2 separate regions of the Homo sapiens genome follow, and region 1 is linked to region 2. Evidence: chromatin contacts called from ENCODE Hi-C or POLR2A ChIA-PET data. All regions are on one chromosome and are shown on one strand. The core of a region is the stretch at or near the end of the contact, and the rest is flanking DNA. Distances in the headings are between cores, read along the strand shown. Region 1 holds the start of LINC01039 (long intergenic non-protein coding RNA 1039). Region 2 overlaps CLYBL (citramalyl-CoA lyase).

Evidence for each region. A loop is a pair of places that touch in the nucleus more often than their neighbours do. ChIA-PET counts read pairs that join two places held with the same protein, here RNA polymerase II (POLR2A). Pooled maps may share reads with other maps.
Region 1: a loop to region 2 is called in a pooled map, with 2.2 times the contacts of the local background. The contact joins the promoter of LINC01039 here to the enhancer-like site in region 2. A Hi-C loop is called at or near these places in 2 of 50 pooled maps. POLR2A ChIA-PET finds 5 or more read pairs at or near these places in 4 of 52 experiments (CD4-positive, alpha-beta T cell, activated CD4-positive, alpha-beta T cell, activated CD8-positive, alpha-beta memory T cell and 1 more).

What each region holds. Positions count from the first base shown.
Region 1 is chr13:99,574,872-99,579,793 of GRCh38, forward strand. LINC01039 (long intergenic non-protein coding RNA 1039) reads left to right here and starts at 2,241. Exons shown (of 4, transcript NR_126390.1): 1 at 2,241-2,520; 2 at 3,599-3,768.
Region 2 is chr13:99,655,659-99,660,477 of GRCh38, forward strand. All of the region lies in intron 1 of CLYBL (citramalyl-CoA lyase), which reads left to right. Among named protein-coding and RNA genes, the nearest start is that of MIR4306, 15 kb to the left of the region's middle. RefSeq lists enhancers at 1-654, 2,555-2,644, 2,655-2,704, 3,585-4,100. Within about 2 kb of position 2,318, at least 29 of the 41 ENCODE cell types and tissues checked have a DNase peak (open chromatin) inside an H3K27ac peak, as active enhancers do; they include CD4-positive, alpha-beta T cell, where a contact is called at or near this core.

The sequences.
Region 1 (4,922 bases), core at 991-3,490, 81 kb before region 2:
TTTGAGACCAGCCTGACCAACATGGAGAAACCCTGTCTCTACTAAAAATACACAATTAGACAGGCGTGGTGGTACATGCCTGTAATCCCAGCTACTCAGGAGACTGAGGCAGGAGAATTGCTTGAACCCGGGAGGCAGAGGTTGCAGTGAGCCGAGATCGTGCCATTGCACTCCAGCCTGGGCAAGAAGAGCGAAACTCCGTCTAAAAAAACAAAACAAAACACGTGTCTGGCTGTGACGTACAGGTGCCCGTCTGTATGCACGCGGGCCTTCCGGTTCTGCTCCCGAGAGGGACGCTGTCCTGGAGCTTCCTCCCCCAGCCCCCAGTCTCATCTGAAAAACATCGTTTCGGGAGAAGTCAGTCACCCTGTGGTTTATTTCCACCCCAGTGTGAATTTTTTTTTTCTTTTCAAACTCTATCAATCAGGGCAGTTTTTTAAACCATGTGAGTAACAGTGGAACGAGAAGCTTCTTTTTATATTAAAAACAAAAAATCAGAAAATGAGTGTGGACAGGTGGGGAGGACAGGTCCTTCTCAGCACACTCAATGTAGCTCCCTGGAGGGGGCTGTGTCCTCCACTCACCGGGAAGCAGGGCGATGTCTCATTGGCTGGCTCTGGCGCAGCCAGCCTGGGCTGGTTTGAAGTCAACGCCCTTTTGTTGGGTTGGGGTTAGGGATAGGGTTAGGAATCTCCCCAACCTGTGCTCAGGTAGGGCGGGGCCGAGCGCATCCGCGCCTCAGGTGCATCCCATGCAGGCTCCAGGTTCCAGCAATGCCCCTACAACATCCTCCTGTGTCCCCAGGATGGCCCCGGGAGGCAAAGGCGCCTCCTCATGCTGGCTCAAGGGCGGCATTGGTGGAGGCTGCTCTGGGGAGGGGCCCAACCTGGCACCCCAGCGCCCAGGGGTTGCCTCGCCCTGTTTTCCTGGGCAATCCTGGTCCAGGTTATTACGGTCACATAGAAACGGAAGGAGATGCAGCCTATTTTCAAAGCGCTGAAGAATCTGTGAAATCTGCTTTTATCCCTTCTTACATTTACATTCAGATATTTCATCTTTAGGTTGCTATAGTGACATGTGAATAAATATATGTGAAGTTCTGTGGGCAAGGAACAAGCGGTGGAAAGGGAATTGGGTAGAGATGCCACTTACAATAAGCCTGGACTACCTGTGACCTTCATCATTTTCTAGTCACACAGACACAGTGGTTTGGCATTGGCAATATTTATGTTGATTTTACCAGATTTGCTATAATATTTAGATTTTCTATACATTATAAAGAGTAACATATTTTTCTTTATTTTCCCCAATCATAATGGGACCATATGGGCAGGACAGAAATTGTTAGAGGGCGTGACTCACTGGCAGAGAGGAGAGTGTCTCCCCCTAATCTTGCTCCCAGGCAGCTCAGCAGGAGTAGTTCATTTTGAGGGTGCAAGTTGCTGATTGGGGGAGGGGGAGCCTAAATCCCTTCCAATCAGAGGAAAGGATGGTTTTACTGTGGAAATCAGTTTGGAGGTTGACCTCATAGACTGGGAGCTGCTGGTTGAGAAGCCCACCTCCACTGGTTTGCTGCTGAGCGTTTGAAAACACCAATCAAACACAGGAGAGGACGCAGCAGTTGAAGGGTGACCTAAGACAAAGTGTGGGGAGGCCAACGGAGGGCAGTGAACTGGTCTCCTTTATGAAGTCATCTGCCTGACTCCCTGCCATCGTGCCTCTTGCTCTCTGAAAAAGCCAAGTGGCCTCTTTTTTTTTCTTCGGACTCTCGCTCTGTTGCCCAGGCTGGAGTGGAGTGGCCTGATCTCCGCTCACTGCAACCTCTGCCTCCCGGGTTCAAGCGATTCTCCTGCCTCAGCTGCCTGAGTTAGCTGGGATTACAGGCACCCATCACCACACCCGGCTAATTTTTTTTGTATTTTTAGTAGAGACGGGGTTTCATCATCTTGGCCAGGCTGGTCTTGATCTCCTGACCTCAGGTGATCCGCCTGCCTCGGCCTCCCAAAGTGCTAAAATTACAGGCGTGAGCCACCGCGCCCAGCTGAAAAAGCCAAGTGGCCTCTTGATTGAAGCGGGCAGAGCTCAAGGCAAGGCCCTCAGTTCCTATGACTTGTTTTCTGGTCTGCACTGGGTGGAACAGGAAGCCAACAGTACTATTGTCTGTGAATGCCCCAGAAGCCCCTAAGGGCAAAGGTTCCCAGTGGATGGGATGCCATGGGGGACATTCCAGAACTCTCTGTGGGCGGTTTGAGACCAGCCTGGGCAATATAGCAACCGTCCTGCTGGCACACAAACCCTCCTGCCTCTAAACAGAATTTGATGGGCCCCTTGGCAAAGGCAGGTTTTAGAAACTCCTCGGGGGCTGGAGCGCAAGGAGAGTCTGAGCCAGGCCAAGCCTCCCTGGGGGAACATGGCTGAAGGAAGACCTACAGACATCTCCCCTGGGTGGGAGCCTGTGTTCAGAAGCAGCAGATCCAAGTCTCTGTGTGGCTGAGGAGAGGACATCCTGCTGGCAACACGGTGCTGACCTGTGGGCCCACTGGCAGCATGACTTTGTAATTTCTTGGGCTTTCTGGAAGGTTCTGAGGTGTTGCTGCTGGGCTCAGGTGACCAGTTATTCTCCTAGGGAAGGATGGCCCAGCTCGTTGTCCTGTACACATAGAAACATAGGGTGGTCTGGGGAGTAAATGCAACATCCCCACTTTCTCCCTGCCTTATCTTTCTCGCCTTCCCATTCCCCAGAGAAAGATCCAGGTGCAGAAGGACCCAGAACTCCACAATTGTTACATAATCAAAGCACATTACTCTAAAGGAGACCAGGACCCAGCTCTCCTCCCTACCAACCCAACCCCAGCAAGTCATTTCTTTTTCTTTTTTTCTTTTTTCTTTTTTTAACAGACAATTTTAGGTTTATATGCAGTTATAAGAAATAATAGAGGCTGGGCACAGTCACTCATGCCTGTAATCCCAGCACTTTGAGAGGCTAAGGTGGGAGGATCACTTGAGGCTGAGAGTTTGAGACCAGTCTGGGCAATATAGCAAGACCCTGTCTCTACAAAAAATAAAATAATTAGCTGGACATGGTGGTGCGCACCTGTAGTCCCAGCTGCTCTGAAACCTGGGGTAAGAAGATTGCTTGAGCCCAGGAGTTAGAGGCTGCAGTGAGCTATGATTGCATCACTGCACTCCAGCCTGGGTGACAGAGCAAGATCTTGTAATCTTGTAAATACATAGAAAGAGCACATTCTGTGGCTGAGCCCAAGAACTATTATGCACAAGGAATAACTTGTTGGGACGAGCCATTACCACATTGGCAGGGTCGTCCCGGTCTCTGCTTGGGTATTTTTATCTGTAGGCCTATCAGTTAGTATGCTTTTGGAAAAATCTGGGATTTACTAGAGAAAAAGGTAAAGGTCTAGGGTCGATGTTAATTGTGTCCCCTCCAAAAAAAGATATGTTGAAGTCCTAACCTCCCAGTACCTCTGAACATGACATCATTTGGAAATAGGGTCTTTGTAGCTGTAATTAGCTAAGATGAGGTCATACTGGAGTGGAACAGATTCCTAATTCAAGATGACTGGTGTCCCTATAAAAATAGGAGAATGCCATATAACAGCTAAGACAGAGATCAGAGCCATGCAGCTGCAAGCCGAAGCAGGCCAAGGATTGCCAGCAAACCAAGAGAGGCTGGAAGAAGAGAGAAGGATCTTTCCCTGCTGATTTCACAGGGAGCATGGCCCTTGATCTCAGGACCTTGACCCCAGAACTGTGAGTGAATCAATCTGTTGTTAAGCCATACGGTGCCAGTATTTTGTACAGCAGCCCTCGGAAACTCATACAGCAGGCAACCAATAATGTCCCAAGTCTAGTAAGTAATGAAATACACTCTGACATGGGGATGGAATTGAAATAAAAATAACCATCTGAGGGAGCTCTAGAGCCTTCGCTTCCTGAGTCCTAATTTGACCGTAACCTAGAGGATGGGCAAATAATAGCTGTTTTCAGGACAGGACTCTTAACCTCCTTTCAGTGGTTTTGATTATTTTTAGTTTCTGTTCTATTGATATTTGGATTCTGAGCACAGATGCCTTTACTGCACTGAGTGCCTTTGACCTGAGCTGGATTTTAGCTGGAAGTGCAGGATTCTGAGTGAGACAACACTGAATGCTGAATGACCCCTTAACCAAGGCAGGCCGTTCTCCTAGTCGGGGCCAGGTTCTGGGGACAGTGTGACAAGAGCTTGAATGAAGACAACTCGCCCTCCCTGCCTGCAAAATTTAACAATGAGACAGGAATCCTTATTTTGTATTTTTTCAGGGGGCAGGAAGCTGCAAAATCTGCTGTCCTCTGCAAATCACTATCTGGACCAACAACACAGAAGTTCCCTCAACCTCTGAGGGAACCTCTGCCGCACCTCTGAGCTCTTTGGCTTTTGTAGACGTTCACTTCTCGGAATTCTGCTGACTCTGTGGGTCCCCAGGCATCACCTGAGAACTGGTTAGAAACTCAAAGTCTCAGGCCCTCCCCAGACCTGAATTCGCTCTGTAGGTGGGGACAACAATCTGGGTTTTGAGAAGCCATGGGGTGATTCTGATGCCCACTCACACCCTGTTTTACTTCTGTGTTTACTCTGCACTACAGAAACGAGGAGCCCACGGATGCTTGAGCATCAAAGCTTCAATCACTGCTGCCCGCGGCTCTGCACTGTCTTAATTCTTCCCTGCTTTTTCATTATGTCCCGTCTGGCTCATTCCTCCTTTATCCCCCTGTTTGTATGTGTGTATACATGCATTCATTCATTCATTCATCCATGTATTCATTCAGCAGACTCTAGAAAAGGATATCTTATAGTCACTATGGTGGATGTCTAGGTGGGTCTGCAGCTCTGAAGTTGTGTTGGTTAAGCTCCAAGGAGCAAAGAA
Region 2 (4,819 bases), core at 1,068-3,567:
GTATTTGAAGCCTGGGAAGCTGTGTGGGCCTTGCTTGTGGGACCTGGTGTCAGCTGATGACGTGGCCCTGTCTGGGTGCCCGTGAGTCAGATGGCAGGGATGGCCTGACATCATGAACACTAGCTCCACCTACGTCACATTGGACTTGACTCTTTACAGAGCACCTAGGAAGAGATATTGATGAGTGAACCATTGCCCAGTCATCGAGTTAATTATTTCCCCCCAGAAAGGTTAACATACTGAGGACAGAGAGGGCATGTGTAGGCGGCAGGGCGCACTTTTCATTTAGTCTGGTTCGCAGGTGCGGTCAAGACGATTCCTTATTGTCTTGGAGCCAGCCCTTTTAAGCCTTCCTGCACAGCTCTGTGACAGTCTCGCGGGGAGACCTGTGAGGCCACTTTCCTTTTTTCCAGACCCACCCCCACCTTTGAGATTATCACTCTTCCTGCTTTGTTTTCTGAGGCTTTTTGGCTTTTTAGTTTATTTGTAATTAGAGCAGAAAAGGTACAGTAATCGGATAGAAGGGTTGGGAGTGATAGAATGAGCCAGGATGCGGTGGAGAAATGGGGTGGAGAACCCCCAGACCTTAGGGTGGCGTGTTTGTCAGGGAGTAGACCAGGGTGCAGTTCTAGGCAGACCACTAGATGGCACTCACACATTGGTGTTCAGTCGGGTCCACGGCACTTTCCACTTTGGGCTTCTGTAAAATCTCCCCATGAACTAGCCAAAGCTTTGTATCTGTCATCCCGCCATTTGTCCCTCTAACCTCTCTTGATCGTCTACAGATAGGTATATATATATGTTCCTCTCTAGTTCATTTTTCTCTTAACATTTAGTGACCTTAAAAACCTGGCAGAAATACCTTCAAAGCCTCCCACCTTGTTAGCTGCATTGCCGCATTTTTACTGTTCTCCTAAGCCAATGTTTACATGGCAGTAAATCCATGTTTAGAGTAGGTAATAGAGAAACCTGTTTCTCTCTCAGTCACTCTGAGGGTATGTTTGATAAAGAAATGGAAATTGAGAGGATGAGTTATTAAAAGGATTAATAGGTAACAAATTTTTTTAAAATTTCCATTCAAAATTATGGGTTGGTAAATTGTAAGATACTTAAAATTAATGAGTTGTTTTATCAAATCATTTTCTGTTGTTAGAGAATTTTCAGCAAGCTGAGATTCAAATGCAAAATGTCTTATTGCATACTGCTGGCTCTAGGAAGGAGGAGGGACAGACAGGAAATCATGGTTGATGTTATCTTTACCAAGGTGCATGTGGTGTGAAAGCAAAACCCCATCTTAAATTCATCATCCGTTCTGATGTTGCACAGAAATGAAAATTAATTTCTATATGTCAACTAAAATGGATTCTGCTCCTGCCTGGTTCAATTCTGTCTTAGCTGCGTGGACATCTTGGGGAGCTGCTCTGATGGTACATGCAGACGTGCTTCATCTGTGCACTTCTTAGCTGAGATAACAGTGCTCCGAGCCCCACTGTTAAGGTTAACCTGTATACTGCAGAAGGACAACAGATGGAAATTCTGGTTTGCAGCCACTGCAGAAAAATAAAAACATGTTCCAAAGGGAAAAGGATCTTGTATTTCTGCGTTTGAACCTTTGATCCGCATTCACATCTGAAGGGAGGGCTAAACCTTTTGGTGGAGACACATGGCTTTGCATCTGTGAAAACACAGCTGTATAGAGCAAAACAAAACTAGTGGAAAATACAATGGTTTTGCTGTGTCAGGCTCACCGCTAATGCTTGAATTCTATATAAATATTGTCTTTTGATAGTTCTTTCAAAAATCTTTCTTGACTTTCCATATAATTGTCCAATAATGTTATTCTTTTAAATTCAGATTTGGGGCTTTTTAGGATTAAGGCACAAATGTCTCTTTTCTTTTAAAAAGGCAGTAAAATAAACAGATTGTAGTTAGATCATAATAACATCTAAATTTTGACCTAATTAGAGGGGGAGATGGGGAAAAAAACTCTTTAAAAGAAGATTAAGGTAAAGTTCTAACTTTATCCTTGATTCTGAATTTTTTTTCTTTTTTGGAAATATTGCATACATTTTATACTGCAAGTTACAATGTGAAGGGCCTTTGAAGCACTCTAAAGAGACTTAGCTGCTTTGTTTTGAGCAATTAAGGTTTGTTATTGAGTGAATTAAGCAGCTCTGCTGTGGCTCATCTGTAAATAGTGGTCTTCAGCGAGTTTCTTGATCCGCTTTTCCCAGGAACAGAAGCCAAGTCGGCTTCCTTAGGAGCTGCTCGCCCTGAGTCTCCATGTTTCCTCGCAGTCCGGGGCAGAACCCAAGCCCGTGCCTTCCTCGCCCTGCCTTCGGAGTTTCCTGCTATTGACCTGGCGGGGCGCGCCAGCCCTCCCTGCCCGCTGGTGCCGCGGTCCCTCTCGGCTGCAGCAGTGGGGCACAGGGACGTCATGGACAAAAGACGAGGATGCCAGTTCGATGTGCGAGCAGAAGGCCGCCTGCGTGCGCTCTGCAGAGCAACCGGCCCGGTTTCATAAGGGGCCGCCGGCAGGGGACTGCCATGGCGCCCCCTCCTACCCTTTTTGGCACCAGCAGCTTCATCCGCAGGCCCACTCGGGGTGAATAGTGTGGGAGCTCTCAAGAGAAAGAATTTTAGGTTTGTCGATAGTAATCACCACCTTCAGCGCTCCTCCCACTGCTGGAGAGACCGCGGACTGGGTGACAAGTCTTCCAGGCTCCCAGAAAGTTTCTGCTGCAAAGCGCAGGGTCCGCCTCCCACTTCCAGGAGGGACCAGGAGGGAACCATCGCGAAACCCCGAGGCTGCCGGGGACTCTGACTGAGGCCTTTCCTCCTGTGTCCCTCTCCCCCACGCCGGCCTCCCCTCCTTTCAACTCTCTGCGCTTTGAAACCGCGGAGTTGGGGTAGCTAGGCCCTCCAGCCCGGCGACAGGCCTCGGCCACAGGCAGCGGGGCGGGGTGTGGACAGGAACAAGGAGGTGGGGTGGGGAGGAAGCCTCGGGCAGAGCAGGTTCTCTGCGGAGTTTCGGCAGCCGGGTTTATCCATTTTGATTAAAGAAAAGTAAAAAAAATCCCCCAAAACCAAACAACAAAAACCCTCTCCCAACCCCCAACCCGCCTCCACAGCTGCATTTTGTTCCTGGGACTGTTGGTGTCACCAGAGCCTCTTTTTTTATGCAATCCTAGACTCCATTGCAAAGGACTTGTAAAGCCTATTAATTTTTCAGGCAAAACAGATCAAGCCTGCCTTTGATGCTGCTGTTTCCTAATTTAGTATTCAAAGGTAAAGAATCCTACTACCGTCTCTTCACTTTTTACATAATTAAAAGAGATTTTTCCCCCAGGGGCAAAGAACTAGTTGCTTAGTATTTTTTGAAGTGAAAGGTCTAACTTTATATCACATCTGTTTTTATGCTCTTTCCTAAACATAACCAATATTTACTCTTTGCTGGTACTTAGTTGCATGCTATTCACCCTTGCATTTTAATTTCTGACAGAGAGGGGATTAGTATTCCTCTTCTAAATCATCCTCTAAGCTATGTGTGTGTGTGTGTATATATATATATGTATATATATGCGTGTGTGTGTGTATTTCTCCTCTAACAAACTGAGAGTGCAATTTAAAAAACTGTAGAATCAGTGATTGCCCTAACTTGTGCATGACTCTTGATTTCACACAGGAGCATTCAAAAGTTCCGTTAAGTGGGCTTTCACAGGTTTCCATCTGCTGTGTTTAATAGCAAATTGCGACCCTTCAAACCACTTCAAGGCCTTTTGTGTTCTTATCTGTGCATTTCAATACTTGCTGGGGAAGTGCCTTCAGTTTCACTACATATGCAAAAAGCCAGGCTTGAATTTTTTGACACCCCCTTTTCATTTGTTGGTGGAGTCCTGTTTTCTATTGTTTGCTTGTTGATGTTGGCAAAAGTCATTTATTTAATGATGCCAGGAATACTATGCCCTATTCTTTATTGGCAGGAAATCCTAAAACATCCGGGAGTAGTTTAAAAATTAATGCATGCCGTTGAAACTTACATATTGGCATAGTTTTATTTTCCCATCATAAGGTAGATGATATTTTAAAGGTATTATATAGTAATAGTCACCAGAAGCCAATTAAAACCACTAGGATTCTATCAAAAACCTGTTTGGCGGCATAAATAATTGATATGTGGAAATAAAGCAGCATTCTCTGGGCAGGGGCCTCCTGTACAGACCTGGGTGGCGTTAGCAGTCTCTCTTCTGTGAACCAGGGGGCGATTTCTGGGCATAATATCACCTGGATTTAAAAAACTTAATAATAAGGCCACACACGCATTTTTAAAAAAACTTCCCTTGCCTGTGGAGACAGAGAGGAGATAGCGATGTTATTTTCAGGTGTTTGAGCTTCTTAGAGAAAAAGAAACAAATACCAGACTCCTTAGGAGCTAGGTGCGAATGGAATAAATTGAGGCACTCCAGCGACACATCCAGCTTGTTTTAAATGATGTGATTAAAAAGGACATCTGAGAACAAATTTATGAAGTTGTTATGGCAACTGAAATACTTGGATTGAAATGTGTGTATCTAAAACATGAAAGATTGCAGGAAGCCGGAGAAACAAGCAAAGCATTGTGTTTGGGAAAGGCAATTGAACAGTGGTAGCCAAATATTATTCCTCTGTCGGTCATCCTTCAGGGTAACTGCCTCGGTTTCCACTTTTAAAAACGTGTGGTGATTGATGCTTTCATGGACTCTGTTGCCCCAAGTCCCCAAGCCTTGTACCAGCGTTTGCTCATTGGTCCTTTGACCTGTTGAGAACACAATCTCTGTAT